2 separate regions of the Homo sapiens genome follow, and region 1 is linked to region 2. Evidence: chromatin loops called from intact Hi-C (ENCODE). Cell type or tissue: heart left ventricle. All regions are shown on one strand. Links, peaks and the distances in the headings refer to the core of each region. The heading gives the core; the rest is flanking DNA.

The links. Peaks named below come from ENCODE experiments on the same cell type or tissue, not always from the same donor. Only the 100,000 strongest peaks of a DNase experiment are listed, where the experiment ranks them.
Region 1: a loop joins it to region 2, with 4 times the contacts of the local background. A loop is called at or near these places in 2 of 110 quality-filtered maps.

Annotation. Positions count from the first base shown.
Region 1 is chr10:96,404,893-96,420,595 of GRCh38, forward strand. TLL2 (tolloid like 2) reads right to left here. Exons shown (of 21, transcript NM_012465.4): 8 at 8,300-8,424; 9 at 5,467-5,582; 10 at 340-442. Among named protein-coding and RNA genes, the nearest start is that of OPALIN, 54 kb to the left of the region's middle. In heart left ventricle, for the core only: a CTCF peak has its summit at 8,779 (motif pointing left); no DNase peak of the experiment used is centred there; H3K27ac peaks cover 936 bases.
Region 2 is chr10:96,463,505-96,479,207 of GRCh38, forward strand. All of the region lies in intron 2 of TLL2 (tolloid like 2), which reads right to left. Among named protein-coding and RNA genes, the nearest start is that of TLL2, 43 kb to the right of the region's middle. In heart left ventricle, for the core only: a CTCF peak has its summit at 6,803; no DNase peak of the experiment used is centred there.

The sequences.
Region 1 (15,703 bases), core at 4,956-12,955, 57 kb before region 2:
GATGGATCATAATTTATTCAGCCAAACCCTACTGTTGAACATTTAAATTGCTTGCAATTTTTCCTGCTTCAGTGAACATCCCTGTAGCTAGAGCTTTGCACACTTCCTTAATTAGTTCCCTAGGATGAATTCCAAAAAGTGGAATTGCTGGGTCAAAGGGTATTCGCAGTTTTAAAAGCTTTTAACATGTGTGGCCAAATGGAGTGCTCAGAGTTTTACAATGACAGAGGCCCTTGAGAGTTTCCTGTGACCGCTGTCAAGGTGGACCTTCCAGACATTAACAGCATCCCGGGGAACATCCCATCACTCCTCTCTTAACGGTGTCTAAAGTCAACTTACCCAAAAGGGGGGCTTTTCTCCAGTAACCATCCCGGACCTCCACGTAATCATACCAGCACAGTCGGCTTTTAAACAAATCCATGGATGTGAAGTTTAATACGATCTGTAAAGAATTACCATAAAGTGAGTTTTGGCAGCAAAGCCTGAGGAGTTTGGGAAGATATATCTTGCATACTGGTGTTCTCACGTTACCCTTTAGCATGCAGAACTTTCAGACCACGGTAGGAGTGTTGTCTCAAAAGCATGCTCACAGGAAACCTAAGGACATTAAATAATAAACCTTAAGCAGGATGGGGAGTAAACAGAAGGAGATGGGTCCTTCGGTTCTGTCTGGGGAATCACTTGAGCTTTTGAAGTCACTAGGTGGTTTACAGAAAGCGAGATGCATTAAAAAGACTGGCCAGGGCGCATGGAGACGGAGGATTTGGAAGGAGGTAAGGGGTCAGCGAAGTTCAGAGATACAAGAAGATCTTATAACATCATCAATCATTCCAAAGGGTCTGGGGTTAGCCCGAGTGCATCTGAACATCTCTGCGATCAACCTCCCCTCAGCCATGACCTCACTCTCCTGAGGTGTGGTGTGTCTAATGACCTTCCTACAGTTAGTCCATTCTTTCATTCACTCCACCATTGTTTGTTGACCACCTTCTGAGTGTCAGCCTGTGCTGGCCAATTGAGATAGAAAGATCAGTAAGACAGGGTCCTTTGCCCTTGGGGAGCCCAGAGAAGGGGGGAAAGGCAGATGGGCCAAGCCAATGAGAACACTATGGTATAAACACTGAAAAGAGAGGGATTGTCATGAGGAGCATCTTGGCAGCCCTGTCTGGACATCCCTGAGGTCAGGTAGTGGATGCTCCCATGGCCAAATAGGTGACTACTTAGTAGGGGGAAGGGGAGGGCTGGGTGGTCCCAGGGGCTGGGCCTCAGCACACAGGTGCTGTACCTGTGAACTGGCTCTGGTCCCCCTGCAGCCCACCAGCTCGGGGCTCCCCTGGCAGATGGCCCAGAGCAGAGTTCAGATTTCCCCTGGCCTTTCACCCCCACGCAAGTTCCACTAAACCAGGTGCCTGTGGCTCCTCCCACTGTCCTGAGGTGCAGTGGCTTGTCTGGCCCAGGCTCACCTTTCCTCATGCCCCACACACCTGCTCCATCACGTCTCCACTCTTCCTCATCTCCAGCCCTGACCCAGCCCCTGCACCCCTGACTCTATTCGTTTTCCAACCCCGGAGGACTTTGCTCTCAGCAGTTCCTCTCTCTCCAGCATCTCCACTCACTGCCCCTCCACTAGCCACTTCTTTATATTCAAACAGCCCCAGGGGCCCTCTAGCTCTAAGTAAACCCTTAGGCTGGAAGGCTTCCTCAAAGGTTCCCATTCCCTCCCCACCAAATCTAAAGGACTGTTATTTGGCCTTGTGCCCCATGACCCCTCTGCCCAGAGCTTATCCTTTCTGGTTTTCACCACACTGGCCTATCTTCTCCCCACTGCTCTTGCTCCTCTGCCCTTCCCGCTCCCTACTAGGTGAGAGCACCTCCAAACAAAGCATTTCCTTTCCAGCCTCCTCCACTGTAGGAGATGCCATTGCCCCGATGGTCAAGGAGCCAAGCTTTGGTATTATCTTTCCTTCATCCTTACTGTTGATCCCCCATATCTGTTCAGCATCCATGCTGCAGCTCTTTTTAAGATATCCGCATCCCTCCCCTCTAACCCCATCTCGCTCCTCCTGCCTCACCCCCTCCTGGATTGCTCCCACACGATTCCTGGACTCCTCCCTGCTGTGGCCCCATTTTTTCTACACACTGGGGCTTCTAGATCAATATTCCACTCATATCTCATGTTTACCAGACCCCTCCCAATCTTCCACCCATATATCATGTTGACCAAACCCCTCAGGAAACCTCAGTGGCTCTCTGTGCCCCCATCTCATGAATTAAATTCTGCTTACTTTCCACACCCCCAGAGCCTGTCCTGTGCAACCTGTTTCCCAGTGTTCCCTGACAGTCCCATGTCAGAGAAACCCTTCCCAGGCCTGCTCAAGTGTCCCCCTCCTCGAGCCTGTGTCTGATTGCCCTGATGAACACGATTGATCTTTGCCTCTTTGGAACGCCCCACCCTCTGTCTTATAATGATTCTAGAGCCGGTGTCTTTAGATCTACCTAGATCTGGATTTGCTTCTCAGCTCCATCTACTAGCTCTGGAGTCTTGGGGAAATACTTGCCCTCTAGTTTCCTCATCTGTAACACAATACACACATCACTGTGCTATTGAGGGGACTGTGCGAGAAACCATATATAGAGTGTATATTGCTATGCCTGGCACACCATAGGCACTCGATAAATAGCAACTTAAAATACCAGGTAGTCCACATTGAGTGTACACTTAGCATACCACAACTAACACTAACCACACCTCGCAAGCTGCCCATCTTGATTAGTGTTGAGTGCCCATCCCTTCCCTTGGGCCCATCCCACCCAATGTTTCGTCTCAGGACAAATCACATCTTCCACAAAGCCCTGCGATCTCCTAGGAAACGAAGTCAGTGCCAGGAAAAAACAGGTCAGCTCACCTTCTGTCATTGAGTGTGTGTGCGCGCACGCGTGGGTGCATGCATGTGTGAGCATGTGCATGCATGTGTGTGCGCACACGTGTGTGCGTGTGTGTGCATGTGTGTGCGCACGCTGTCACTCCTCTTTCAAACTAGACTGTGTTTTTCGACCCTACTTGCACATTAAAATCAACTTTGAAGCTTTGAAAAAGCTCATACCAAGCAAACACCCTTCCTTCCATTAAATCAGATTCCCTGGGAGTGGGGGGAGGGGGACCCAAAATAAACAGTCTTAAGACAGGGGTGTGCCTTAGATTTCTGTCCTATCCCACACCGTGCTCATATTCAGGTGGTAGAGCTTAGTAACACCTGTAAGCTGGTTGCACAATAATTCTTTAGCCTTTGCTTTTTTAAAATTACAGAAAGGAAATGTTAGTACAACTTCCTTGGTAACACATTCATGATCTGAATGAATGGGATAATTATTCAGGCTAATTATTTTAAGTACATTAGTGAACCATAAAGACCATAGGGGAAAGAGGTGGTGAACAAGAGGTGATACTCGAATCAATCAAGTTTGCTAATTACTTGCAGCTCTGGGGAAAGCTGGGTGAAGCAGAAATGGAAATAATTGGTGCAGAAATTTCAATGATGTATATTCTCTCTGTCCCCAGTTAGCACTAATAATTAAGGCTTGATGAAGTTTACACAGTTCAAACATATCACACACCCTCTGCTGTGCAGAGCAATTCAATAATTTAGAAATTACCAGACCTCTTCCTCTTCCCCCTTTCTGCCTCCCTCCTGTTAGCCTCCAGCAGGCACATGGATTTCACATCTACCCAAGGCAGACAGGTCTGGGATCTCAGATACAAGATGACAGCCATACTTAATGTCTTAAATGCTTAGAGCCAAAGGAAGGATGTATACATGTGTGCCCACACATGTGCATTCATGTATGTATATAAATGCACGTTAAAATGTCTATCTACTAGCCTGGCCCCTTTGTGTAATAATATAAGATGACAGTCAAGCATTCAGGCTGTCAGAGTCCAATTGCCTGGGTTCAAATCCCAACTCTGCAACAAACTTAGAAGCCTTGGGCAAGTCCAATTCCTTACCTGTAAATAAGTATGGCAACAGCACCTATTTCACAAAGTTGATGAGAGGACTAAATTAGATGATCCACATGATATGCTAAGGATAGTATCCAGTCTACAGAAAATGCTCACAATGGTTCCTAGTCATTTGTCTCTAGTTAGCACACTATGCTTAACTTGACATTTAGATGGACATTTTAAAAAGTTATAAATTAGAAATACCTGAAGGTTGGCTACAGGTGCCTGAAAAATTCCATCACACCCCACTGCCACCCCTAGCTGCAGGTTTTTCACTCAGCCCCTCATCCATCCACATATCCATTCAACAAATACTTGTCAGGTGACCATTCTGTGCCACAGACTGTGTGGAGTGCTGGGGCCCTGGGGCTGAATGATCTCCAACCTTAATGAGCTTAAGATTTAGAAGGGGGTCAAATAAACCAGTAGTGACTATACCGTGAGACATGCTATAACAGGTATAATTATAGAGAGCTCTGGGGACACTGGGGGTATCCCCTAACCTAGACCTAGGGAACAGGGTTTCTCTAAGATAGTTGCATCTAGTCTGAGGCAACTTGAAGAACACTCAGATTTGTAGAGACATGTAGCAAAAAGATAAGCTTTGGAGAGCAAAACCTCAGTTCTCAGTTTCTAGTTCTATATCTTACCTTGACTTTTGGCACTTTCCTTAATGTTCAAGCCTCAAATTCCTTATCCAGATAATGGATATAACAGTACGTGCCCTGCAGTAGGGTTGAAAACATACCACCCTTGGACCAGAGTGAAAGAGATCCTTGCCCTGGGCTCAGCTCTAGGGGGTCACGGAATCTTCAAGACTAAAGGGATGTGTCCACCCAGAGCTTGCCCAGGTCCTACGCCACACTCCAGGAATCCAGGAATTCCCTGTCCACACAGCTCTGAGCCCATTGCCAGGACATGCAAGGGCCTCTGCCCTGGATCCATCTTCTTGAGTATAGACTGCATGCCTGGCCAGTCCATCCCGCTGGAGGGGCAGCCAAGGAGTGGCTGTTTGCAAAAGAGGAGTGTAAGATGCTTAGGGAAGTGGGCTGGGGTGTCAACAGGGATGTTCTTTAAGCCCCAAATGCTGAGACGGAGGCTGGGGGGAAGAATAGCCAGCTGTGGGCTGGCTCCCCGTGTCACCATCTTCCAGAGCAGCAATCCGAGGTGTCACAGAATTCTAAATTCTAGGATATTATAATAGTGTATTTGTTAAGGTTGGAAGGAACTGTGAGCTTGATTTATAACTCAGCAGATATTTAGTACATGCCAGCCTTCATTTGTGTGGGTGAGACTGGTTGAGAAGTCCAGAAATAATGAACGTACAGCAAACAGCACCATGCCTGGCATACAGTGGGTGCTTATAACCGAACAGCTGTTATTTTTACTATTAACAATAAGAACTCCTCCCACCTCACCCAACTCAAGGAGTGCCGTCCCATTTGCCAAGGGGGCTTCCCACCTACCTTTTCCCCTGGGGTGACCGAGATCCTCCAGACGCAGTGGGAGTAAGATGGGTACCCATTTGGGAAACCAGGTGCAGAAAAGTTTCCCGTTGTGTCCTGCAGGGTCTCCCCACACGCTGCACAAGCAAAATCACAACTGTGATGTGGCATATGCACCTCTCCCCGCCCAAGCAGCTCCCGCACGGGGCAGCGGAGCAAACATACCCCTTTGCCAGCCAAAGCCCTCGGAACAGGTTGGTGAGAAGTGTAGCAAGCAGATTGATGTTTTCTGGCTAACAAAAGCACAAGTAGGACCTAGGAGTCAAAAAGGAACGCCCAGGAATTTCTTCTGAGGCTCTCAGGACTGAGCATGGCCTAGAGGTCATGAATCTTAGCTCTCTGGCCAGCTGTGTGGCTTGGGCAAGTTTCCTAGACTTGCTGGACCTTAGTTTTCTTATCTGTAAGATGGGCAGGACCTACCTGAGAGGGTTAGTGAAATCGTGTGCATTACATGAAATGGATCAGCTCAGTGCTTGGCACGTAGTGAGTGCTTCATATATAATGCCATTATTATTGCTAATAATAATATCGGTGGCAGAGAGAACATGAAAATGCAAGTAGAGGCCAGGCGTGGTGGCTCACGCCTGTAATCTCAGCACTTTGGGAGGCCAAGGCGGGTGGGTCATTTGAGGTCAGGAGTTCGAGACCAGCCTGGCCAACATGGGGAAACCCCATCTCTACTAAAAATACAAAAATTAGCTGGGTGGTAGTGGCGTGCACCTGTAATCCCAGCTACTTGGGAGGCTGAGGCAGAAGAATCGCTTGAGCCTGGGAGGCTGGGAGGTGGAGAGTGCAGTGAGCCAAGATTGCACTACTGCACTCCAGTCTCCAGTCTGGGTGACAGAGTGAGACTCTGTCTCAAAAAAAAAAAAAAAAAAAAAAAAAAAAAAAAAAAAAGTGGAAGTAGGTAAGACAAAAAGAAAAAAATGCTTTGAAACTTATTTCAGCTGTTAGTTTAAATCTTTCCTCTTCCTTTTCTGCTACTCACTTCTGAAAGAACTATAAAGCAGTCAAGAAAACAAAAAAATGCAGAGGCACAGGGAGCTGGAATCTTCTATAGCAGGCTATTCTGCCCTTGAATGTTTGAGGGTTGGTTATGAGTCTAGAACCTAGTCTTTATGTATGTGAAAAGTATTTCCCCTAATTTGTCCTCACAAATGAAGGGTACCTGTATGAATCCTTGGAAACTACAGGTTTTGTATTTCTCTAATGCCTGGGGATTCAGACTCCAAAGACAAAGACACTGGTTTGCTGAGAGCCCCTCCTCTTATGTGGCCAACCCTAACATGTGGAGATCCAGCATCCTTAGGCATCTTTTCCTTACATGCAGTTCAACCTCTGCATGGCGACTGACTGAGCTTTCAGTTACTGCTCGGAACTACTGGAAGCTCCACATTTTTTGGAGCTGCAGGAAGGGATATGTGGAGAACTGCCCATTATCGGCCTCAGGAAATCCTGGATGTCGGGGCTTCAATATCACATTACTGAACAACTGCCAGGCATCATGAGGATTATGCCTGGCAGTCAACACCCCCAAGGGTTCCATGGAAATTATTTTAGAATAATCATCAACATTCTGCAAGAACAGATACATTACTATGTGGCTCCACAGTATTTTGCTTTGAATCCTTTTGGGAAGTGAGCAGCATAAATGTTATAACTGAATAAATATGATGGCATTTCCCAGGGTATGCTATAAGGTTTCCCGTTCAATTCAGCAAGGTTATATGATATGTGTGTCCTGTATTTCAGCCCTAACACGCCCCCAGATGACTAATAGCTGGACGGACATATTTTCTAAAGTTTCTTGAGGAAGCAAGCCCCACGCAGCCCTTTGCATCCCTCGGGTCCTGCTTAGTAAGGTAATGTGACAGCCCAGATTTTCTAAGACGGTCCTCACTTCAAATACTTCATCCCATGATCAAACTCTGTGTCTGGTTTGGAAGTCTGGGAAAGGCTATTGGTAATGGAACTTCCTTCTATCCTCCTAAAACCACTGAAATGGATTCTGATCCATCAGTACTAAAAACTCAGCTGCCCTAACCAGTGCTTTACATTGAGGCTCAAGAGCTGAAAGGGGTCTAGAAGAGCTCAGACGGTGTGTGTATGATGATGATGCTGAAGCCAAGGGGATGGAAGACAAACGGGACAAATCCAAGGGGAAGGAACACTTCCAAACGGGCCAGGGAACAGGCATTTGCTCCAATCCCAGTATTGTCCCATCTTCAATGGCAGACTCCTGGCCACTGACCAGCACCTAGGATGGCCAGGAAAGCCCCAAGACCAAAGCAACAAGCTCATTAATAGCACTGAGACTCCCTCCACCTTGTAGCATTTGGGAAACTGACTTCCATCCTCCCAAAAGCATTCTCCCTCACTCTTTGTCTTCCTGCAAAATCCAGCTTGGTTCTTGTTTTCCCAAACCCACATCCCCTAGTCCCAGAGAAAGGAGAGGTGCTCTTACTGTTATGGGGCACACACTGCATTACACCCCTATTTACTGTTGTTCTGTTATGCCTTCTTCCCCTTCTGGACACAAAGGCTTTGCCAGAGAAGTCTGAAGCCTCTCATGAAATTGCCAATGGACTCTAAGACCTATTATTCTCTTCACTGCCTGCCACCATGTCACCATTTCACCTTTCTATACTGCCTAGCACCTCCTACCAGAAGGACACCAGAAATTAAAGCTGCCAAGGAATAGTCCCTTTAGGTCCCCCAAGTTGTTTTCCCAGCATAGGGACTGTGCTTTGGAGATGCTAGGGAGGTGCTGGCAGTCCCCACGGCTCATAGTTACCTGGGCATTTGTACAGCTTCCGGGCTTGAGCTATGTCTCCCTGACTGAGCCGCACGCGCTGGCCAATGGTTGGCCTGACGCCATTGTCATCTTGACGGGGAAGGATGGTGTCTAAGAAAACTCCTCTACAGGAAGGAAAAAAGACAGAAAAAGAAAAGTCAAGGCCATCAGGCTGTCTGTGCTGGGATTTCTAGGCTTCATTCCCTTGCCCATAACCCCATCAACATTCCTGCCCCCTGGCCAGCCTCTCCCAGGCTGGCATGACTGAAGAGGTTTCCTTCGCTCATGCTAGCATTTTCACATTCCATCTCATCAGCTGCCTACTCGCTTTCCAGTGGGAAGATGACTCTGCCAAGTGTAAAAATATGCCCTAGTGCGGTAGCCCAGGGGCTTCCTTAGGGATGTGTCCTGAGCATTTTCATGAAGCCCTGACAGGTCCAGACCCCGGAGAGACCACGGTGTGAATGGCGCCCCCTGCAGCTGTGCATTGGGAAGTACTGTGTGTAGTTAAGTCCTGGAGCCACCCCAGGGAGAGCTTGGGAACTGGTCCAATGTGAGACTCTCAGGGGCTGGTCAGCAAGTGCAGGTTGATGAATTGGTGGTCCCAGTTTGGAGGCCCTGCTGGTAAGAGGGAAATCAGATGGAAAATGAGATAAATGCAGAGAACAAGAAGTAGTGAAAAAAGCCCTGGACTAGAGATTTCTACACTAGGCCTGTGTGTGCTTGGACAAGACCCTTCCCCTCTCTGAGCCTCTCTAAGTCTCAGTTTACCCCACTAAACAATAAGAAATTTGTTGAGATGGTCATGGCAGCCCCTTCTATCTCTAACATCTTATTCTACTCCTATTTGACTGAAATCTAAAATGACAGCTTCATTTCTAAACTAGACAAGTGGAAATCAGGTTGCCAGCTGAGCGCTGGCCCTGTTGTGGGCATGGTTTACATCCCGCCTGCTGCCTTGTCTGCTGCCAGCTCTGAGCCTCCTCTTCTGCTTCCAGACCCTCTATCTGGGGCCTCTCCTGGATGTTAGGCCTCTCCTTGAATCAGCATCTCCTCCAGTCACCACCTTGTTTTTTTCCTTCCCTTCTTAACCAAGTTTCTATAAAGTATTGTCTCCATTCCCCAACTGCTCACCTCTGATTCACTTCTCAATCCACCTGTGATCTGACCCCATCAGCAACGGTCACCACTCATCTGCCAGTAGACAGCTTCCAATCTCCGTCTGCCCTCTCTCCAGCACTGACCTCCGATGCCCTCCTCCCTCCTCACTGTCTTCTCCCTGGGTCCAGGCCATGGCTCTCTCTGAGCAGTGAGACAAGAACCACTTCTGCTTCCCCTTCAGTGATGCCCCTTGGGTTTCTGCCCTCTCCCTCTGTCCTCTCTCTCCATATTCCATCTGCTCCTACGGCTTTTAACCATCATCTGCAGCCTCACAGCTAATCCTCTGTTTCCAGCCCAGGATCCTCTGCTGAGCCCCAGATGCCTCGTAACACCTCCCCTGGGCTGTCCTATGGGCCTCTTATATCCAACGTGCTCAAAACCAAATTTATCACAATTCCATCCTTCTCCTGCTCACTCCATGATCCTTGTCTCCTGAGCCTGAATCTGAGGGCATTCTCAGCTCCTCCCTCTCCCTCATACTCTCCTACCAAACCAGGAGCCAGGTCCTGTCCACTCTACCTTTTTTGCACCCCTTGAACCCATACCCTCCTCCTTGTTCCCAGACCATTGCCATAGCTCAAGTGATCAACACCCCATTCTTGAACTCTTTCCAGTAGCTTCTTAACTGGCCTCCCTCCCTGTAGACTCAGCCACTTCTACTCTACTGCTCCCCTTGGCCACAATGCTGCAATGGAATCATCCCAGAATGCAAGGGGAGGCACGTGCCTTTTTTGCTTAGAACGCTTCACCAACTTCCAGTCACCACTTGGATCTCTAGGCTGTTTGCTCACTGACTTCTGCCTTCCTCTCCAGCCTGACTCTTTAATCCCATAACCAAAAGAATACTTAACAAGAATAAAGCATATGTCATTATTTTAAGCAACACTGAGCTCCTTGTAGGCCTCAAATATGCCCTTGCACATGCTATCCGCTCCCTAGGCTGCCCATGCCCTCTGTTTTTTTGTCTGTTTGCAAACTCCTATTCATTCTCCAAAACCCCATCAGATGTCTTTCTCTATTAAAAGTCTTCCCCAAGCCTTTTCTACTCCTCCCATCTGGAGTTTATCATTCCCTGCTCTGGGTCTTAATCATTTGTGTAGTCTCTTCTTATCATACTGTATTGTTTTTCTTAAGGAGTGATGGTATTTGTCTTCTTTGCTAAAAGTAAGTTCCTCAAGCAGGGAGACTGGGTGTTTTATCTCTGTCCTTAGAAACTACAGCACAGCAGACCTCAAAAAATGCTTCTTGAATTAAATATGCAATCAGGATAAAGCACTGTCTTTTAAAAACTTTGCAAAATAGTTATTTACATCCAAAATGGAAGTGAAAATGTACATATGTCACCTAGCTATTAGCTGTGCATGCTCTCTCTCTCTGTCTCTCTCTGTCTCTCTCTCTCTCTCTCTCTCTCTCTGTCTCTCTCAAGCACTGTTTCTATTTCCCTAAATTCTGCACTACATTAGAAAATACCTATTACCCCTGGTTCTTCCTGGTTACATCACTTTGTTATCTTTTTGTTTTTGTGCAGACTTTTTTTTTCTAAATCAGATTTCAAGCTCACTTTCCAACCTTAGCCTGTGGGAGTATAGATCATCTGCTGATTTCCTGTTCAGCATCTCTGTACCCAACATGTAACCCTTGACCTGTCTTTCTCTAGCTCCCATAGCCTCATTTTTGAGTCTGGACTCCTGCAGAGAAACTTTAGTGGAATCCTTGGCCTCCCTCACTGACTTTACCACATTTTAAACCACAAGTGATGACTCTGCAGAAAATCCTAAATTCAATCATTAGCTACTCCAAAAACAGGCACTTCTGCCCTAACGAAAGGTGTGTCCTTTTGTAATTATTTTCTTGGTTCCCTTGCAGAAAGGAATTCTGCAGCACAAGCATAAGGATCACACAGTCTATAAGCACCCCACGCTACCTGGCCACATCACGTAGATGACTTTGCCAGCGGGCCTGGGGCATAGAGGCCATGTTCTTGCACTTACTCATCATTCATAGGACTTTCCGATGTGCCAGGCCCTGCACTGGGCACTTTCCTTGCACCAACTCATTTCATCTTCATAACACCCTAGGAGTCAGGTGCCATTATCACAAGAGCTCTCACTCTACAGGGGAGAAGACTGAGCCTGCAGAGCTTAAGTGACTTTCCCAGGGCACAGAGGTAGTCATGGAGAGGCAGGCCAGGAGCTCACCTCTGGGAATCCTCCTCCTTCCAGCCAGTGTTTCCTGCTGCCCAAGGAACAGTAGGCCTTATGATACATTAAATTATAGAGCTAAGAACATTGCAGACTTCAAAAACCAAAACATCAGGAACAACATTGGCTCACACTCAGACCGCTCTTTGGTGCTGGACGTCCTCCCTTGCGTATCCTAAGCTGCCAGCAAGAGCTTCCAGCTGTTTACTACAAGAGCCGTCCCCTGTGTAAACCACAGCGGTGACGTTCCTTCCCTCTTTCATGTAGGACAACTCTTAGCATTGACATTCTGCTAAACTAAGACAGAGTTCAGCAGATGCCTCAGGGAATAAAACTGTCAGTTCTGAGTTCTGAAACAAAGAGGCCCCTGTACAAGAGAACTGTCTCCTCATCTCCTGGATCTTTGCCCAGCAAAACCTCCAAAGAGACCGCTCCCCACAGCCTGGGTCCAACCAAGGGGGAGGGGAGAAGAACTGCAATAAACTAGAGAGAATGAAGTTGGAAGGAGACAGCTCAATCGTAAAGAGACACAAGGATTGAGTTTCCCATCAGCAGGGTATAGCATTTGCCCACCTCCCCAGATCAGCATATGTTCCATGGGCTCTATTCTGCCCTTTTACAGAATCCAACATGAGGTACAGGCCAGCTTTAGGGTCTTTGTGACCAGAAGTAATGACATGGAGTTGGGAGCGGGGAAACTATTGACAAAATGCTCATAGAAAAGCTCCCAGTAAAAACCCAGTGAACAAAATTGTTTTCCGAAAATCCAGGTAAAAAGTTGGCAGAAAGGACAATGCAGTCATCCACCTGCAACAAAACAGATTTGCTGAAACCATTCTGAACTCTGGGGCAGAGGTGACAAGGCAGCAGTGGCAGATTGTTAAAATAAAAAGTCACTCCTCCTAATAGCCAAATCCTACTGCAATGTGAAGCTTCCATACCTCCCAGTAAGAGGTGGAGTCTATTTCTCCACTTGCTTGAGTTTGGGGCTGGCCTTGTGGCTTGCTTTGACCAACAGAATGTGGCAGAAGTGATGTCATGCAAGTTCCAGAGCTGGGGCCTTAAGAGGCTTGCAGCTTCCCCGCTTGCTCTCTTGGAACTGTGAGTCCCCATGCAGTGTAAAGCCTGGTCTAGCCTACTGGAGGATGAGACGCCACATGAAGGAGAACCAAGGGGCTCCCAGAGAGAACAGAGGGGCATGAACAGGCAGCACCAAGTGCCAGGCGTGTGACTGGTCATTCTGGACTCCCCAGCCCAATCAATCTGTCAGATGACTGTTGCTGTGAGTGATCCCAGGAAAGACCAGAGAAGAACAAGCCTGACTAACTAACCCACAGTATCATCAAAAATAATAAGCTGCTGTTTTAAGTCACTAAGCTTGGGGGTCAATTGCTCTGCAGCAGTAGCTAATGTAACACTAGCAGGAGGGGCTGCCTGCCCTCGGCGAGCTGCTCTGCTCCTAGCTGCCCATCCTCCTGTGTGCTGCCCCTGCTGATCTCCCTCCTAGAGATTCTGGGGAATTTTGATGAGGAATTTTTATTTCATGGGTTTGGCCCATGGATTTCCACTGGTCTGGGCTGATGGTTCACATTGACAATAGCATTAGAAATGGTTATCCCCTGAGGGACAAAAGGCATGGTATTATGAGCTAGCAATCCTAGAAAAAAAAATACATATATATATTTCAAAAAGAAAGACAAGAAGAAACGCTGGTGCTGGAAGATCCTCTGCCTGCATCCTGTCCTGGCCTCTGGCTCCAGAGCTTGTGCAGTGCCTGGCACGGAGCAGGCGGTGAGAAGGCAGTGCAGTCCCTACAGCACACAAATGCCCTACATGGTACAGACTTACAGATTCACCTTACTAAAGTAGCCATCGCATTGGTGAGCACATGGAAAGAACTGTAATGAGCATAATGGAAATTTCTACCCTCACCTATTCCCCAACATTGCAGGTCCTCCTGGCCCCTTTGAACTCATTCATTAATTTATTCATTTAGCAAATGTCTATTGAATACCTACTAGGTGCCAGGCACTATGTTGGGTGCTGGGGACTAGAAGAGAATGAGATAGTCTCTGTCCTCAAGGATCTCAGTCTACTGCCAGAGAAGGGAATACAACAGATACATATGAATGTATATGAATATATATATGAATATATATGTATATATAAATATATAAATTAATATATGAATTTATAAAATAATAATTATTAATAGCTAAATTAAATGAATATTGATTTCATTTGAATATATAAATTATATGAATATATAAATTGAATATATAAATTAATATGAATATATAAATTAATAATTATTAATAGATAAATTAAAAAGCAATATGAAGAGTTATGGCAGCTACAGAAACAAGACCCAAGGAAAAAGCTTCTCCCTTGGGCCAACTTGACATAGATTCCCTGACAAAATTGATACTTGGTCTCTAGTAGCAGCCTGTAACTCCTGGATGATGGGGTGGGCCTTTGGCTATTCCCTGCACCATTTCCCAAACAGGTGAATCAGCCCACCCCAAGACCCAAGCATTGCCTCCCCCTTGGATATTTGCACACTGCACTGGCGTCCTGAGATTCCCTGCACACAGCCTCAGGGTGGATCCCTCAATGTCTCAGTTTCCTAATCTGGAAGAGGAGGCCCTTCCAGCTTCAGATTTCCTGTATGGCAGTGAATGAGATCATAATCTGTCAACCCCTCACCCATCTGCATCGGATTGAGAAATTGCAACTTGAAAGGTTAGAGCTGGAAGGGGCTCAGAGAACATCTAGTCCAACCCTCTCACAAGGAAACCAAGGCCTGTGGAGGTGGAGATTTAACCATCACACAGCTGCCCCTAATTACTGTCTGCCTCCCTCAAAGGCAAGGGGTCACAGGAGAACTATGACTAGAACCCGGCTTCTGCCTCTCAGTTCAGTGGTCTCTTCATCACACCATGTTTCTTTTACTATCTTTGGAAAAGAGCCAGGAGAAGGTCAAAGAGGCCAGGAAGGCTCAATTTCACGCTACTCCCAAGTGCTGTCGAAGATGCCAGCTTTAACACAACTCCACCCATGATAGCTCATGTCTAGGTGCAGGATAGAGATCATGACTTAAGCAGCTGTGTGGCCAGAGGAGCAGTACCCCCTGAGAACTTGGGATGCTGAGATTTAGAGGATTTCTCCCATAGTCCTATCAACAAACTCATCAACAGGATGCTTTTGGCAGCCTTACCCAAGAACCAAGGAGCCCCTGGCAAACAGTGTCCCTTTCACTCCCAAGAGCCATATGTTTTCTGAGCAAATGAATTCCTTTCATCTTTATGGACATGGAGACTCATGGAATGGATTATTTCCCTCTTTGCTGTGACTGCTAGGAAGCACAGGGCAGGATTTGCTGCCAACTCTAACCAAGTGTACATGACCTCACAGCATATAACTCTGAGCACTAAACTTATTCTGGGCCTCAACTTAGCTTTCTAGCCATATTTTTCCTTCTCCTTTCCCCCAGTTTTCTCACCTATTATTTATCATTTTTATCTCATGTGTATATTGGAAGTCACCACAGATCCTTTTGGGGGAAGACTAAATAAATAAACAAGCAAACAGCTGGTTTTAACAGGAGACTGAAGAGAAAGTACCAAGAGAGAAAATATTTGTTCTCTGTGACTCCTTTAACTCAACGCTAGAAAGAACTACAAAACTGGGACAAGTAGGGAAAAACTTCTGCACACAAAGCACTTACAGGGTCTAGAAGCAGGGAAAATACTGAAAATCTTTAATGTCTGCTAGGCGCAGCACATCAGAACAGCTCATCAGAACAGACCCTGCCCATGCCAGCCATAAATAAACGGCCCAGCCCTACTTGAATACAGCGGCTTCCATCATCTGTGACCTGCAGGTGGGAACCTGGATCCTTGCTCTCACTCCAGTCCTCAGCTACCTGTCCATCTGAGAGCTGGCTGGAGCCTCATTGTCTTCACCTCTAAAATGAATCGATGATTTACAGCCCTCCCAGCCTTGACACAGCCTAGTTTCCAATAAACCAAACCTCTGCTAG
Region 2 (15,703 bases), core at 3,790-11,789:
CCTCTGCTGTGAAAGGGCAGAAGGATCCTGTTCGGTTCCACAACTGACACAAATTAGAGTTGTGAGGGGGCTTCAAGCACCACCCAAATGCAAAATGCCTTTGCCAGGCTCCCAGGCAGGGGGAGGGGGACACTGGGGGTGATCCTCAGTGGCTGTGACAAGGGCATGCTGGGCCACCAGTGCACCCAGCTCCAGCTCCCTTGGGACCTTCGTCTACACATACAGGATGCCATCTAGCAGGGCAGACGCAGCTCACGGCCCCACATGGGAAGTGAACCTGTCACCTGGCCTCATTAGTTTTTCAGTTTGACCAAATGAGTAAAAACTAATAAATGGAAAACAGTCATCTACTAATAAGTGGACCAGCCAGGGCAGCAGAGCTGAGTCCTGTCAGGGCTGAACTGGGGCAGTGAAGTGGAGATCAGGACCCAGAGCCAACCAGGAATTCAAAGAAAGAAACGAAGAGAGGAACAAAACACCCAAGCCCTCTCTCACGGCACTGGAGGAGCATAGAGCTTTGAGGCAGGAGCCGAGAGCCTGCTGAATGGAGACCTTTTCTGTAGAAGCTGCCAGAACAGGCCAGGTACGGTGGCTGACACCTGTAATCCCAACACTTTGGGAGGCTGAGGCAGGAGGACTGCTTGAGTCAGGAGTAGGATTACTTGAGTCAGGAGTTCAAGACCAGTCTGGCCAACATGGTGAAACCCCATCTCTACTGAAAATACAAAAATTAGCCAGGTGTGGTGGTGTGCACCTGTAATCCCAGCTACTTGGGAAGCTGGGGCAAGAGAATCACGTGATCCCAGGAGGTGGAGGTTGCAGTGAGCCGAGATTGTGCCACTGCACTCCAGTCTGGGTGGCAGAGCCAGATTCCATCTCAAAAATAAATAAATTAATTAATTAAACATTAAAAAAAGAAGAAGAAACTGCCAGAACATGGAAAGATTCAATCTGTGAGCAGTCACAACTCTGGCTCCCCTACACCCTAGAATGTTGGCCTTGTGAGCGGCAGCAGTACAGACAGGGATGGATTACTCACTTAGCACGTGCCAGCCCGGGGCAGGAAGCAGAGTGCCCAGATGGCAATTAATCCAACAACTGTAAGCTCCCTGGAGGCAGAAATGGTATATTCCACCAAGGGTCTTGCACAGTGCTTAACATGATACTGCTTCTGTATCAATAGTGTCTACACCACCTGCTTTCAAACAAGCTTGCAATTCCTTTTAAGAGAAGACATATCCATAATACATGTTTTCAAATAGAAATAAAAATTCTTAAATGTAAACAGAAATGCAAATAAATATACCCCAAAATAAAGTTATACAGTTTGAGGACTGAACACTGAATTTAAATCTGAGCTCTGAAAAGCAGAAAGGGTTGCCTACACTCAGGGATTAAGTCTTTCTCACTACCTGATTTGTCCTTACAAAAAAATCTTAGGATTTTATCACATGGTCTTTGCATAAATGCAATAGATCCAATGAAGATTTACAGATGTCTCAGAAGGCAAGCCAGACTCATTAGGTCATAGAAAGAGTAGCAAGGAACTCAGGAGATCAAAGAAAGGAAGAGACCAACTCCAGTCCTCTCTCAGGGAACTGGAGGAGAGAGGCAGAAAGAGTAGCAAGGAACTCCACCCCCTGTCCTTGACCTTTGCGGGACAGATGTCAGCTCTGTTCAAGAAGAACTGCAGAGCAGTGACCTTAACTTTAAGAGACAATGTCGGTAAATAGAGGTTAAGGTAACCAGTGCTTTCCTGGGGGCTGGCATTTGTCAGTAAAATGCAATGGCCCGTTTGTTTTAGAGAAGTTAATATCTACTAATGTGGTCCCACCTCACTGATTGACTGGAGCAGGAAGAATCTGTCTGATGCTAGCACATGTGCAGGGCCATAAACCATCCCATGCAAAACACTGAGTGTGTCCTCTGTTTGCCTTTTCTGTGTCCCATCCTACCCCAGTCCCATCCAGTGCCCAGGACATGAGCATCTATATTACAACAGGTGATAGAGACTGAACCCTCAAGAAAAGGAAGAAAAGAGGCACCAGAAGAAGGATCTTCTTCCAGACTACCCAGCAATAGCTGAAGCTCTAGGATCCTCCTCCTTTAATGAGGAAGGGGAAAAACAGCCTTGACCAATGTCAGGGGACCTGAATTAGGACCCAAGGTGGTGCCTCTTACCCACTGGCCCCGTATGCATGCTCAAATACCTAGAGTTGGCAGGGGGACAGGCAGGCAGGGAGCACTGAAGTGAACGGGGTTGGGTGTGAAGATGAATAGGGAGTGGTGGGGACTGCGGCTCACCATGGAGTGCAACCTGTTGTTACGCAACTCTGTTGATCGTTGCCATGTGGGATTACTGGACCGGTGTGGCCAAATCTTCCAGCTTTTCAAGAGAAGCCAGAGTTCTGGATTTTTATGAGAAATCTGATTTTTAAATGTTGGCAGTAAATTAAAAAGATGTAAGCACTACAAAACAAACAAAACACATCTGCAGACAAGATTTGGCTGGCTGGTTGACCACACAGGACCTCTCGCTTGAAGGGGAATGGGAAAGTCATGCCTATAGGTGATGACAATGTCAGAGAAGAGAGGGATTCCTTGGACAATGGCAGCTAAGGTCCAGGGATGAAAGAAGAGACAGAGAACCTGGGGAGCAGAAAGCAAGTAGTAGCGGGAGCTAGAGGTGGGTGGGACCAAGTCCACCAGCTCAGTGCCAAGGCCAGCTGGGCCTTTCCTCAGTGTTTGTGGGCAAACAAGGCTCCTTAAAGAGGACCAAAGAGAAATAGGATGACCAGAACATGGAAGAAGATTCCAATGGCAACTCCACTACCATCATCACCTTCTCTCTCTGGATCTCCTTGGAAACCACAGAAATAACAACCTACAGACCTTGGTATAAACAGCTCCGGCAGAAATGCAGCTTTGTCTGGGCCATCATGCACTGGGTACCAGGATGGGGAGCCTCATCCCACTCACATCAGCAGCGTCCCACTGAGGCTCTTCAGGTTGTGTCCTCAGCCCTTATGGCCAGGCCTACTTGTCGGGTGCTCAGTTTCACACCCTTCATGCAGCCTGGGCTTTCTTCACCTCCTCTCTCCAGCCCACTGCTGTCTGTTGTTTTCTAAGAAGGGATAAAGGAAGCTCACAGCCACATCACTGTCAACACCTCTGGGAGCCCACTAGTGGGTCTCTGCAAGGTTCCTGGCTAGATATGATCTAAGCAGACTATTCTGAAGTTCCACGAGGCATCAAAGGAAGGAGAACCCAGACGTTGTGGTTATCTAATCAGTAATGTATGCAGCAGACACCATGTATCCAGTCCCCATTACACTCAGGGAATTTGGCAAAAGAACCAAAGGACTCATTCTTGGACCTCAGGAAGCTTAGAGTCCAGCACTCCATTTTATAGATGAGGAAACCGAGGTCCCCCAAGGTGAAGTAACATCTTCAAGGTCTGTCATGTCATAGGTAGCCCTAAGAATGGTGGCACTGGTTTTATAAAAAATTAGTTTAGTTCATTATCATGCCCAGTAAGAACATGTTTGAGCAGCAAATGCATTTGCAACAAAGGTCAGTTTCCAGCTGTAACAAAGTAGACCCATCTAAAAAGAGGTTAGGAAATACAAGAGCAAATATATATAGCTTTACAAAAACTAAGATGCTAAGTTTAAAAATTTAGGGATTTGGGGGAGGTATTTTTTTAGAAACAGCATCTTGCTTTGTCACCCAGGCTGCAGAGCAGTGGCTCACCGCAGCCTGGAAATCCCAGGCTCAAGCACAATCATAGCTCACCATACAGCCTGGAAATCCCGGGCTCAAGCACTCCTCCCACCTCAGCCTCCCAAGTAGCTGGGATTACAGATATATGCCACCACACCTGGCTATTTACTTTTACTTTTTATTTTTGTCAAGACAGAGTCTTGCTATGTTCCCCAGGCTGGTCTCAAACTCCTGGCCTCACGTGATCCTTCTGCCTCAGCCTCCCAAAGTGCTGGGATTACAGCTGTGAGCCACCATGCCTGGCCATAAAAGATCTTTTATTTTGTCAACAAGAATTCACCACAGTGTTCTTATAAGTCATGGTAAGAAACATTTTTTCTATATATGACACTATACTGCGAAAATGTATTGGAGGCTACATAAGTAAAAAGCCTTTAGTAGGGTTTATTTCATTTCATTCTGCTTTAGATATCAACTACTATTTAAGAACAAGAAACATAGAACTCCATTCAATAAATACAAACAAAAATACATACACAGTTTAAAAAAGGAAGAGTGGAATCAGATTAAGAAAAACCAAAAGGGGGATGCTTGAGAGGCTGAGACACAGTCTTTCTGTTGGTCAAAGCTGAGAGGCCAAAGACTGAATCCTCAACTGATACATATGATACACGTGATCCCCAGCACTCATGAGACTGTGTCCCCAAGTTCCATGTATTAAGATGGCTGGTGAGAACTCAAAGTATTTTCCCATGACAACAGCATTATAAATGGCCATGTGGGGGTGGTACTCCCAGGCTTGGTCCTTAAAGCCAGGTGAACTCAAAAGGAAGCTGGGCTACCCCGGGGGTCAGTTCACTCGCCCATCACCTCCCCAAACCAGAAGCTTCTCCCTCATTCATTCATTCTCTTGCGCCACAGACGTGGACCTACCATCTGCTCCCATTATTACTTCATTTCCACGTCCTCCCTCCCCAGCACGCCTTGTCAGCCTTCTGCTTCGCTCATTTTATAACCCCCTCCCTTAGAGATCTCTTCCATTCTCAGAACTCCCACAGTGCCTTACATAGGTAGCTGCCGGAGGCATTCAGTAGGGGACACTGCAGCCAAGGGATCATGACAGAGGCTCCAGCAGGCTGGCCATGAGGGGCAGGTGCAAGAAGAGGAGACAAAACAAAAATGAGAGGTACTTCGTGGCCCCTGAGAAGAGAGATCAGCCTTGCTCCTTTCTCTCCAATTCCTAGTCCAGTCCCCAAGAGGCCAGTTCTACTCTGCCTCTGTTCTTATAGGGCCACGAGAATATACTCTTAAAAGACGCTCCTCTATTTGAGCTATCTTGAGTGGGATTCTGTATCTCACAACTAAAGAGCCTTGGCTAGAACGTCAGGTACTAAACTCTTGTTTGTCCCAATTTCTTAAGCTCATCTCCCAATTTTGATTCAGGCTCTCAGGTTCATGGTTCATGAGGATACCCACTCCCTGGATGGACACTCAAGAGGAGGCACCACCCTTGCCCCACCTGGCCCTGCACCCCACCGTGGCCCCAGGTGGAGTCCCAGCCCAGCTTCTCCAAATCCTGACAAACACGCTCGTAATGAAAATTAACTTAAAGGTGAATTTGCTTTTCCCAACACTTCAAGTTCTCAGTGAACTCTGGCTTCAATCCAAGGTATAAGTCAGCCCCTGAATGAGGCCCTGGAGGATGAGATGATCAACTCCTTATGCTGCATTCTTTTTCCTTCCCAAAGAGCAGATGTGCACGTTATCAGATGCCTCCTTATCATCTCAAATCATCTCACTAAATTCAAAACTTCATGGGTGGAATAACTGCCAGGCTGCGCCTGGTTCCTGTGCTGACATCCCCCTCCTTTCCAGCTAGCACCTGCTGATTGCTTTCTGCGGGCTGAGCCCAGCCCTGGCTCTGGGGCCAGCCCTGTCCTCTGACAGAGGGATTTCAGGGGTTTGGACTCAACACACGAGAGTCTCAGCAGCACACTACCCTTCCCTCCGGTCTGACTCTGACCTGGGCTCCGATATTGACTTGTGGATTTCTGTATTATTTCTGACTCTTGCAGCCATCTTATTCTCTCAGGCCAGCTCTCTGCTTTCCTCCCTAATCCTTACTTCCTACAAGAACCAGTCGCTCTTGCCTTGTTCTTTTGAGCTCCCAGCATGGAAGAAGAAGCCTGCTTACAGCCTTTCTGATGGGATTTGCCTGGGTCTCTGGCCCACACACCCCAGCCTCCCTGTGTCTGTGCCTCTGCTCTGCCTCTGGTGGGGCCCTGTGCACCCAGGCTGGACCCCCACCACCAGCCTCCCGCCTGGGTGACAGCTGTCACCTGGGGCCTTCCCCGTAGGTGTGGGGGAAGCCTGCCATGAGAGGGCAGTGGCTCCCCCAACCCAGTGGGGGCTTTGATCCCAGATCCCACCCTCCAATCTGACCCATTCCTCCAGTGCTCCCAGAGCACGACAATCATCACTCCCATCTTAAAAACACAATCTCCTTAATGGTGGGAGAAAAAGTGGTTACTGCTGTATCCTTGGTGCTGAGCACAGAAGAGGTCCTCAATTAGCATATTTTACATAAGGAAGGAGAGATAGAGAGAAAGCAATTCTAATCATGAATTTGGCATCAGAGAGGCAGCAGAGCTGTGGGGTCGATCCCAGGGAAGAGTGTGGGGAATGACAGGCTAGGAGGGCACCATGTGAAGATCAAGTTCTGACCGGTGGGAGCCAAGAACTCTTGTGGGCGGGGCAGGGTGATGATGAGGGCCAGCTGGACACCCCCAAAGGTCTGAGAAAGAAAGACTGAAAGTCCACAGAGACCCCAGCAAGCTCTCCCCGGCTTGCAGACCTAAGGACCACATTTTCCATCTGAGAATCTGTACAAAGGGCCCTGTAAAGAGAAGCTAATGACCACATGGCTAAAGGGTCTCCTTTCCAGACACTCTCTGCAAGGTGATGTGGGCCTGCCCAGCTCCATCCCTGAGCCTGAGAATTTCTCTTGCTGCTGGTACCCATCCCCAGCCGGGGGTCAGAGGCATCACACATTCAAACAATCCATCCTACCCCTGACAGCCTCATGGGGGAGCAGGAGAGCAGGCAAGGCCATCAGGCAGTCTTGAGCCTCCTGGCTCCATCCACAGTTCACACGTGTTTGTCTGACACCACTGATGTGCCCAGCCTGATGCTGGAATAAAAGAAGAAAGGCCAGACTGTCACTGCTGTTGACAGACTGGTTGATGGGTCGGGCAGATGCTGAATAAATAATAGCAGGCAGGATGAGGTTTAGCACCCATAAGCCTGCAAAACACATCCTGTGCACCCCCAGCACCTCTCTAGGGGAGTGATGGAGAGCCTAAGTCGTCAGCAGCTCAAGGGAACAGGGTTAGAAGTGATGCCAGTGTCTGTTTCTAGAAGCAATGGAGTGTAGGAGCTAAACACAGGGCCTCTGACACTTCAAAGACTAGAGTCCTAATCTTGGCTCTGCCAATGATTAGCTGTATGCTCACCAACAGCTTACTTACCTCTCTGAAAATTCATTTCCACACCTACACGTACTAATAGTACCTACCACATAGAACTGTTGTGTGAAGATTAAATAAAATCATGTCTATAAAGCATTTAGCCCATAATTGACATAACAAATGGTACTTGTTCTCATTCTTTCACTGTTACTACTAAAGAGGAACCAGCATTGAATCCATTCTCAGATCCCTCTCTGGCCAACTTTGTGATGACCCCAGAGTGTGGCTCAGGACAACTTGGGAAGTCTTTTTTTTTGAGGGGGGAGACAAAGTTTTGCTCTGTTGCCCAGGCTGGAGTGCAAGTTGTGCGATCTCAGCTCACTGCAGCCTCTGCCTGCCAGGTTCTAGTGATTCTCCTGCCTCAGCCCCCTGAGTAGCTGGGATTACAGGTGTTTGCCACCACACTTGGCTAATTTTTTTTTGTATTTTCAGTAGAGATGGGGTTTCACTATGTTGATCAGGCTGGTCTGGAACTCCTGACCTCAAGCAATCCACCTGCCTTGGCCTCCTAAAGTGCTGGGATTACAGGCGTGAGCCACCGCACCCGGCCACTTGGGAAGTCTTTATGTTGGAGATTGATTCAGAGATTTCCCATGTGCTGGTTGGAATCCAAATCCAAGCATCTGATAGAGCACACTGATACAGGCCCTGCTCCAGAGTCCCCTGCAGGTTCCGGAAGAGTACTAAAATGAAGAATTCCAAGAGACTTGGACACTTAGGAAGCATGGGATTTGGGACACAGAAGTTGGGGGTCGCATAGAGAAGAGAAGACAAGAGAGCCAGCAAAGGGCCAACCCTGCGGGTATTACTGTTATTATTTTTGGTGTCAGACGCTGGAATAAGTGTTTTACGTGTCACACTTATTTAATCCTCGCTGTGAGGCAGGTACTATTATTCCATCTTACAAATAAGGAATGAGTTGCCCTGAGTCCCACAGAGAATCAGTACAGAGCCAGAGACGCAAACTCAGGCCTGCTGGGCTCCGACACCCACGTCTTCCCACACTGCAGCCCTCCAAGGTCCTGATGCCCATGGTCGCAGCTCCAACAGTGGGGAGGCACACCAAAGACAGGACTGGGGTCAGAATTTCGTAACTTGAGATCCATGGATCTCAATCTGAAAACTGCAAGCACGATTGTGTGTGTGTCTGTGTGCGTGCGTGTGTGTGTGTACCTACGAGAAGGTTCATAATGTTCGTCAGATTCTCAAAGGAGTCTGTGAATCTCAAAATGTCACGCACAACATACTTAGAGAAAAGAGGCCACCAGGACCTTCTTCTCTGGACCCCCTCCTCACCTAGCTTTGGAGGAGACAGAGGAAAGACAGGGATGTGTAAGAGAGCTCCCTGATGGGCCCCTGTGACTCTTCAGATTTCCAAACCTGTGGCCCTGGCAGCAGAGGCCCTGAGATTTCTCAGAGATGGCACTTGGCAATGCATGACGTGAGAGAAGACAGACTTGAATCCAATGAACTGGCCCAGCAAGAGTCCAGCCTGACGTTCATTCACAAAATCGAGACATCGTCCCTTCTGTAGGATATCATAGGGAGCCCCCCACTGACCCATTCTCATTTGGACACTTGGCAGTCAGTAGCACTCCTACCCCAACAAATAAAACTAGTGAAATGAGGAAGCCATGTCTACAAAGCTTGGGGAATGTCTGCACAGGGGCAGAGGCTGAAAAATCACAGCCCCATCTATAAGCTCTCTCAAGAGCCTCAAAGTTGGGCTGAGTGCAGTGGCTCGCACTTATAATCCCAATACTTTGGGAGGCTGAGGCAGGAGGATTGCTTGAGCCCAGGAGTTCAAGACCAGCCTGGGAAACAACATGACATCTCGTCTCCACAAAAAATACAAAAATTAGCCAGGCACGGTGACATGTGCCTGTGGTTCCAGCTACTCAGGAGGCTGAGGTGAGAGGATGGCTTGAACCCAGGAGGTTGAGGCTGCAGTGCACCACTGCACTCCAGCCTGAGTGACACAGCAAAATCCTGTCTCAAAAAAAAGAAAAAAAGAAAAAAAAGCTTCAAAGTTAAAAATATGCTGGGAACAGAAACATGTTGGATCTCTTTTTAGAGCCTCAAACCTTGGAAAGCAGAGCCCAGAAACCCTAAATCCAAGTTCTCTGATTCTGGACATTGGGTATCTCTTGGGTATGCACTGGTGTTCAATGCCTACCTTTAGCCCTGTAATGCCTGATAGCCTTTGGTTCCCCTCTTTTCTTTAGCCTGAAACACCAGCACTCAAATCCAGAGCTCAAACTGGCTTGAAGGAAGTTAGAATGTGGTTCCATCAGCCCCCCCCAATCAGATGGGAACACTGAGACCAGGTGAGAGTAATGTGTGCCACTCAAAGTCATGGACAGAGTACAGATAGGAACTCTAGGAACCAAAGGGTCTGTGGGTAAAGAAAGAATCCAAGCCTGGGCGTGTTGGCTAATCCCTGTAATCCCAGAACTTTGGGAGGCTGAGGCAGGTGAATCACTTGAGATCAGGAGTTCGAGACCAGCCTGGCCAACGTGGTGAAACCCTGTCTCTACTAAAAGTACAAAAATTAGCTGGGCATGGTGATGGGCGCCTGAAATCCCAGCTACTCAAGAGGCTGAGGCAGGAGAATTGCTTGAACCAGAGATCATGCCACTGCATTCCAGCCTGGGCAACAGAGAGAGACTCTGTCTCAAAAAATAAAATAAATACAATGAAAAAAGAAAGCGTCCCCATGATTCAGAGACAGGGCCCAGAGAGGGGACATGTCTCAGAGTCTCTCCTGCTAATGTATTATTTTAAACCCAATACCTAAACTGTTGGGGTTATGCAGACATCCTACACAGATGGCAGGAGTTTAGGAAGTGAGGATTTAGAGCAAGGTTGATTTCTTAAATAGAGATGGACATGGCCCCGTGGCTCAGAATAGATGAGGCGGGAAACATCAACTTCCATCCGAGCCAATAAGTAATTAAAACCATTTCCCCTTTTAAAGTCCTCATTACAAACATCAAGAAATCAGATCCAGATTTCCTTTTCAGGTACATTTACAAAGATGGATGTGCCCAACGCAGACTTCCTGGACTCTTTGGGGAACAAACAAACAAACAGAAAGTTCAAAGCATCAGCCACACAGGCTTCTCCTCCACATCTCCTGTGGCTAACAGGAGAGGTGTCTAAGAACTCAGGAATGGGGCTGTCAGGTTCAGCCACTCTCGTATCGAAAAGGGTGCAAGAGGGTCGGAAAGTGTATGCGCGCCTGTGTGTGTGTCTGTGTGTGTCTCCCACTAAGTACTTCCTTCACTACACAGCTAATCCGATTAGCAGCTTTAGGAAACTCTGTAATGTTAATTCAAGGGCCCCATTCATAGAACAGCGTGGCCAATGCCTGCCCAGGACTCCCATTCTTCTCACTGCAAATAAAATGCACACAGAAGACTTTCTTTCCCTGAAGAATCCTTTCTTGCCGCCTTGCCCCCACACACATCCAAAATGCGGCTGCCACATCCTCCAGCAGCCCCATGACAAGGGAATGGGCCCATCGGAGAATGGGGGAGAAATAGCAGTTCTCTCCATCCCAAGCACAAAATGTGGCCAATTTTAATAGCACCATCTACCCAGGCCATCTCCCCAAGCTGGGAGGCATGCAGAGCAAAGAGGCATCACAAATGCAGCTGGGTAGAGATGGATAAAGAGGCTTGAATGGGTCATCCAACCTTTCTGGGGGTCTTCATTTCCTTATGTGTAGAATGGGGACTTTGAGCAGAGGGAGCAGCTAGAACAGAGGCTGTAAGGAAGGAAACTGGGGGCCTGCACAGGCACATCATTGCATTTGGCTAGAGGACCAGGAGTGGGAAGAGAGGCTGGATACACAGGTTGTGGACATAGCATGAAGGGCCTTAAGAGTCCGACCAAGGAATGTTTCTAATAAGCAAGGGGGAGCTATTGAAGGCTCTAAACAGCACAGCAGTATTCGTTTCCTAGGACTGCCATGCAATCTACAACTGAGTGGCTTACAACAGAACTCTATTCTCTCACAATCCTGGAGGCTAGAAGTCTGAAGGCCAGGTGTTGGCAGCATTCTCCCCAAATGCTCTAGGGGAGAATCCACCTTTGTCTCTGCTTAGCTTGCGGTGGCTCCTGGCAACCCTGGTGTTCTTGGCTTGTGGCTGCATCACTTCAATCTCTGCCTCTGTCTTCACATGGCCTTCTCTGTCTGTCCTCTTCTTTTCCTATAAGCATGTCAGTCAATAGATTTAGGATCCACCCTAAATCCAGGAGGATCTCATCTCAAGATCCTTAACTAATTAGATCTGCAAAGATTCTATTTGCAAATAAGATTACATTCTGAGGTTCCAGGTAGACATGGGTTTTGGGAGGACCCACTACAGTGGTCACAAGGTTGCCAGAAAGATAAGCTAGAAGCAGAACGGAGTAAGAGAGACTAGAGGCAGGAAGACAAATTGGCATGAAATCAACACAGCTCGTGGCCCCAAGTGAACAGAAGACATGCTCCCTGCTGTGAATCCTAAAGCTGTCAGTGGCTTTTTGTGGACACTGCAGTGCACTAAGTGGGCTCTTAAGCCAACCCAGGCATAAGGTCTTGCCTCACCATTGGCACAGAAAGACTCCAGCCTACTTTACAAGTGACAACAAAGGAATAACCACCTGCACTCTTGTTCTCAGCTCCTCTAGCTGGCAATATGATGGGCAGGTTGGTAAAGTAGAAGACACAGCAACCCTGGAGTTGACAAACTTGGGTTCTAGTCCTGATTCTGCTACTGAATAAATTTGGGCACATCTAGCAAATGAGGCTGACTGGGTCACCTCTAGGGCAACTGACATGGTTTCCTTCTGCAGCCAAAAAAGCAGTGCCAAGATCACAGGATAAACAGGCAAAGGAGGCCTCTGGGGTTGCACTGCAGGGTTCTGGGCCCTTCCCCCCATGTCTCCCTCCAGGGACCTCAGACCTCTCCCCTTGAGCCCTCTCCCTACCCTCCAACAAAAGAAACAGGATGGCTCTGTGTCCCCACCCAAATCTCATCTTACAGCTCCCGTAATTCCAAGTGTTGTGGGAGGGACCCAAAGGGAGATGATTGAATTATGGGACGGGTCTTTCCCATGCTGTTCTCATGATAGTAAGTGGGTCTCACGAGATCTGACGGGTTTAAAAATGGGAGTTTCCCTGCACAAGCTCTCCTTGCCTGCCGCCATCCACACAAGATGTGACTTGCTCCTCCTTGCCTTCCACCATGATTGTGAGGACTCCCCAGCCACGTGGAACAGTGAGTCCAATTAACCCTCTCTCTTTTGTAAATTGCCCAGTCTCGGGTACACCTTTATCAGCAGAGTAAAAATAGACTAATACACAGAGGCACTTACCAAAGCTTGGAAATGAGATTAACTTGCATCTAAGAATACATCTTCCCACACATTTGGAAGTAGGAAAAGAGGATAAAGGTGTGGTTCCTTTTTAATTTTATATGTATATATATATATATATATTTTATTTTTGTTGTTGTTGTTGTTGTTGAGACGGAGTCTCACTCTGTCACTCAGATGTAGTGCAGTGGTACGATCTTGGCTAGTGAAATCGTACTAGCAACCTCCACCTCCCGGGTTCCAGCAATTCTCCTGCCTCAGCCTCCAAAGTAGCTGGGACTATAGGCACCCACCACCATGCCCGGCTAATTTTTGTATTTTTTAGTAGAGACAGGGTTTCACCATGTTGGCCAGGCTGGTCTTGAACTCCTGACCTCAAGTGATCCGCCTGCCTCGGCCTCCCAAAGTGCTCGGATTACAGGTGTGAGTCACCGCACCTGGCCTGTGATTTTTAAAATTAAAACAAATGTTTAAAGATACATGCAGAAAGTTATTTATAGAAACATTGCTTCTAAGAGGAAAAAAAAATACAGAAAAAAAATGGGAAACAATCTTCACATTTATCTATAATGGCTTAGTTAGGTAAATCATGGCAGAGTTGCACATTGAATCACTACTGCCGTTAAAATAAGAGAGACCACAACGTGCTGCATGACAAGATGTCCATGATAAAGTGTTAAGTAAAAAATTCAGACAACACCAAAGCACATTGAGTAAAATCCCTAATCCCTTTTATGTTACACACACACACACACACACACACACACACACACACACACGCAAACATGCACACACACAGCCTGAGCACATTAAGTCTGGAAAGAATCCAGCAAACTGGTAATGCCAGGGATCTTTGGGGCTGGGATAACAGGGGATTTTCATCTTCCACTTTATACAATTATGAGCTACTGGACTTTTTTTTTTTTTTTTTTTTTTACAACAAGCAGCATTAGTTTAATCAACAAAAACAATAAAAAATATTCCCATTCTGACGATAAAATAACTATTCATACTATTCTAGGTAGACGCAAAGTACTATTGGACCTCAGAGAAAAATGATCAGGATAAAAATCACTTTGCCATAAAAACACACTAGAAAAAAAAATATCAAGCTTGGGAAGGAAGAAACACCAAGTATGATATATATTTCAAAGGCCTCATTCCTAAGGCCCCACATTCCCTATGTACACAGCAAATTTCCCTCATTCTCCACTTGTTTTAATTTTAATTTTAATTTTTTTTTTTTTTTGAGACAGAGTCTTGCTCTGTCGCCCAGGCTGGAGTGCAGTGGCGTGATCTTGCTCACTGCAGCCTCGATCTCCCAGGCTCAAGCGATCCTCCCACCTCAGCCTCTCAAGTAGCTGGGACCACAGGGGTGAATGCCCAGCTCCCCACTCTCCACTTTAATCGTAAACCCTCCCAGGTCAGTCTTCTCTCTGCAAATATTAATAATAATGAGGAGGAAGCAGATGAAATGTATTAAGCATTTGTTATGTGCCAGGCACTGTGCTAAGCACTTTGCACATATTCTTTCTTTTCATCCTCGCAGCATTACTCTGAGGTAAGGATTATTGCTATTTGCATTTGACAGATGAAGAAACTGAGGCCCAGCTTAAGGATGCAAGTCCAGGCAGTCTGACCCAAAGCCTGTGACCACGGTCAGCACTCTCACCACCCTTCTGGGAGCAAAGCCCTGCTGAGGCTCTGGATCTCTAAGGCCCTGGGAGACGGCTCCAGGGTCTGCCATCTTCATCTGCCTCCATCTCCTCTCTGCTGATGTTGGCCAGCACCTTCTGGGTACAAGGTCCTGGCCCAGACTCTGGGGGATCTAAATCCAGGCAGGATGTAGGCTCTGTGCTCTATCAGCTCTATCAGCTCACTGGAGAGAAGGGAGAAGACAGGCCTCCAAATTCTTAGGTCATGTCCACCTTGAGCAAGTGGCATGAGGGAGAAGGCAGGGCTGCTGGGCTTCCTCCACCACAGCATCCTCAGGCAGCCTTCCCTCAACACAACCCTCTAGCAGCCGGGTATGCAGCTGGCGTGGTGGCTGGCCACTGCCCTGCCTCTCTTTGGGGTCTCTCACTCCCATCTGCCAACCTTGGGCCCCCAAGGACAGCAGGACAGCTGAGAAAGGCAACCCTGAGCATTCTTGATGGTGGGCCGGCGTCAAGCCAGTGAGACCCAAACCGGGGAGACCAAGACTCAAAGCCTTACTGGATCCTGCACAGACACCACTCCTGTCTTCTAAATGAGTATGCACCCACTTAGAGCGTAAAGTGGTACAACCACTTTGGAGAACTCTACGACAGTACCTACTAACGCTGAACTGTGTGTGCCCTATGACCCAGCACCCCCACTCCTGGGCACAGGCCCAGTGGAAATGAGTGCTCGTGTTCACCAAAACACTACGTCCAAGAATGACTGCAGCAGCTTTATTTATCGTAGCCCAAACCACAAACTGCCCACATGTCTGTCAACTGAAGAACAAATAAACCAGAGTCCGTTCATACAATAGAATACTGCATAACAATGAAAAAGAGCAACACGGCAATGTGAGTGAATTTCAGTCACAGGCTGCACAAAAGAAACCAGACACAGTAATACAGACTGTACGACTCCATGCAGGTAAAAGGAGTCTGGGGTGATAGAGGTCAGACCAGTGGCTACTTTGGGACACGTATTAACTGGGAGGGATGTGAGGAGTCTCTGGGGTCTGGAATGTTCCTTATCTTGGTGTGGGTGGTGGTCCCATGGGCGTGTACATATGTAAAAGTTCATCATGCTGTATGTTTGAGATACATGAAGTTCACTATTTTTAAGTAACACCATCAAAAAAGTTTTAAAACTATTTTAACTACACATACAAGATTACAGTCAGGTCAGCTTCTCCAGGCCTCCAGGTAAGAGCTGGGGAGAAAAGTGTGATTAGATGGAGTGGTAGAATTATGCAAAGATGCTTCCTTTAGTAAGAGCTTAAGTAAAGTTCTGAATATATTGGTATTAAAAATAATTGAAAACTCCATTTAAAATGTGAATAGAATTTCAAACCTTATACGAGACCTCAAAAATCCTAAGAAATGACACTCATG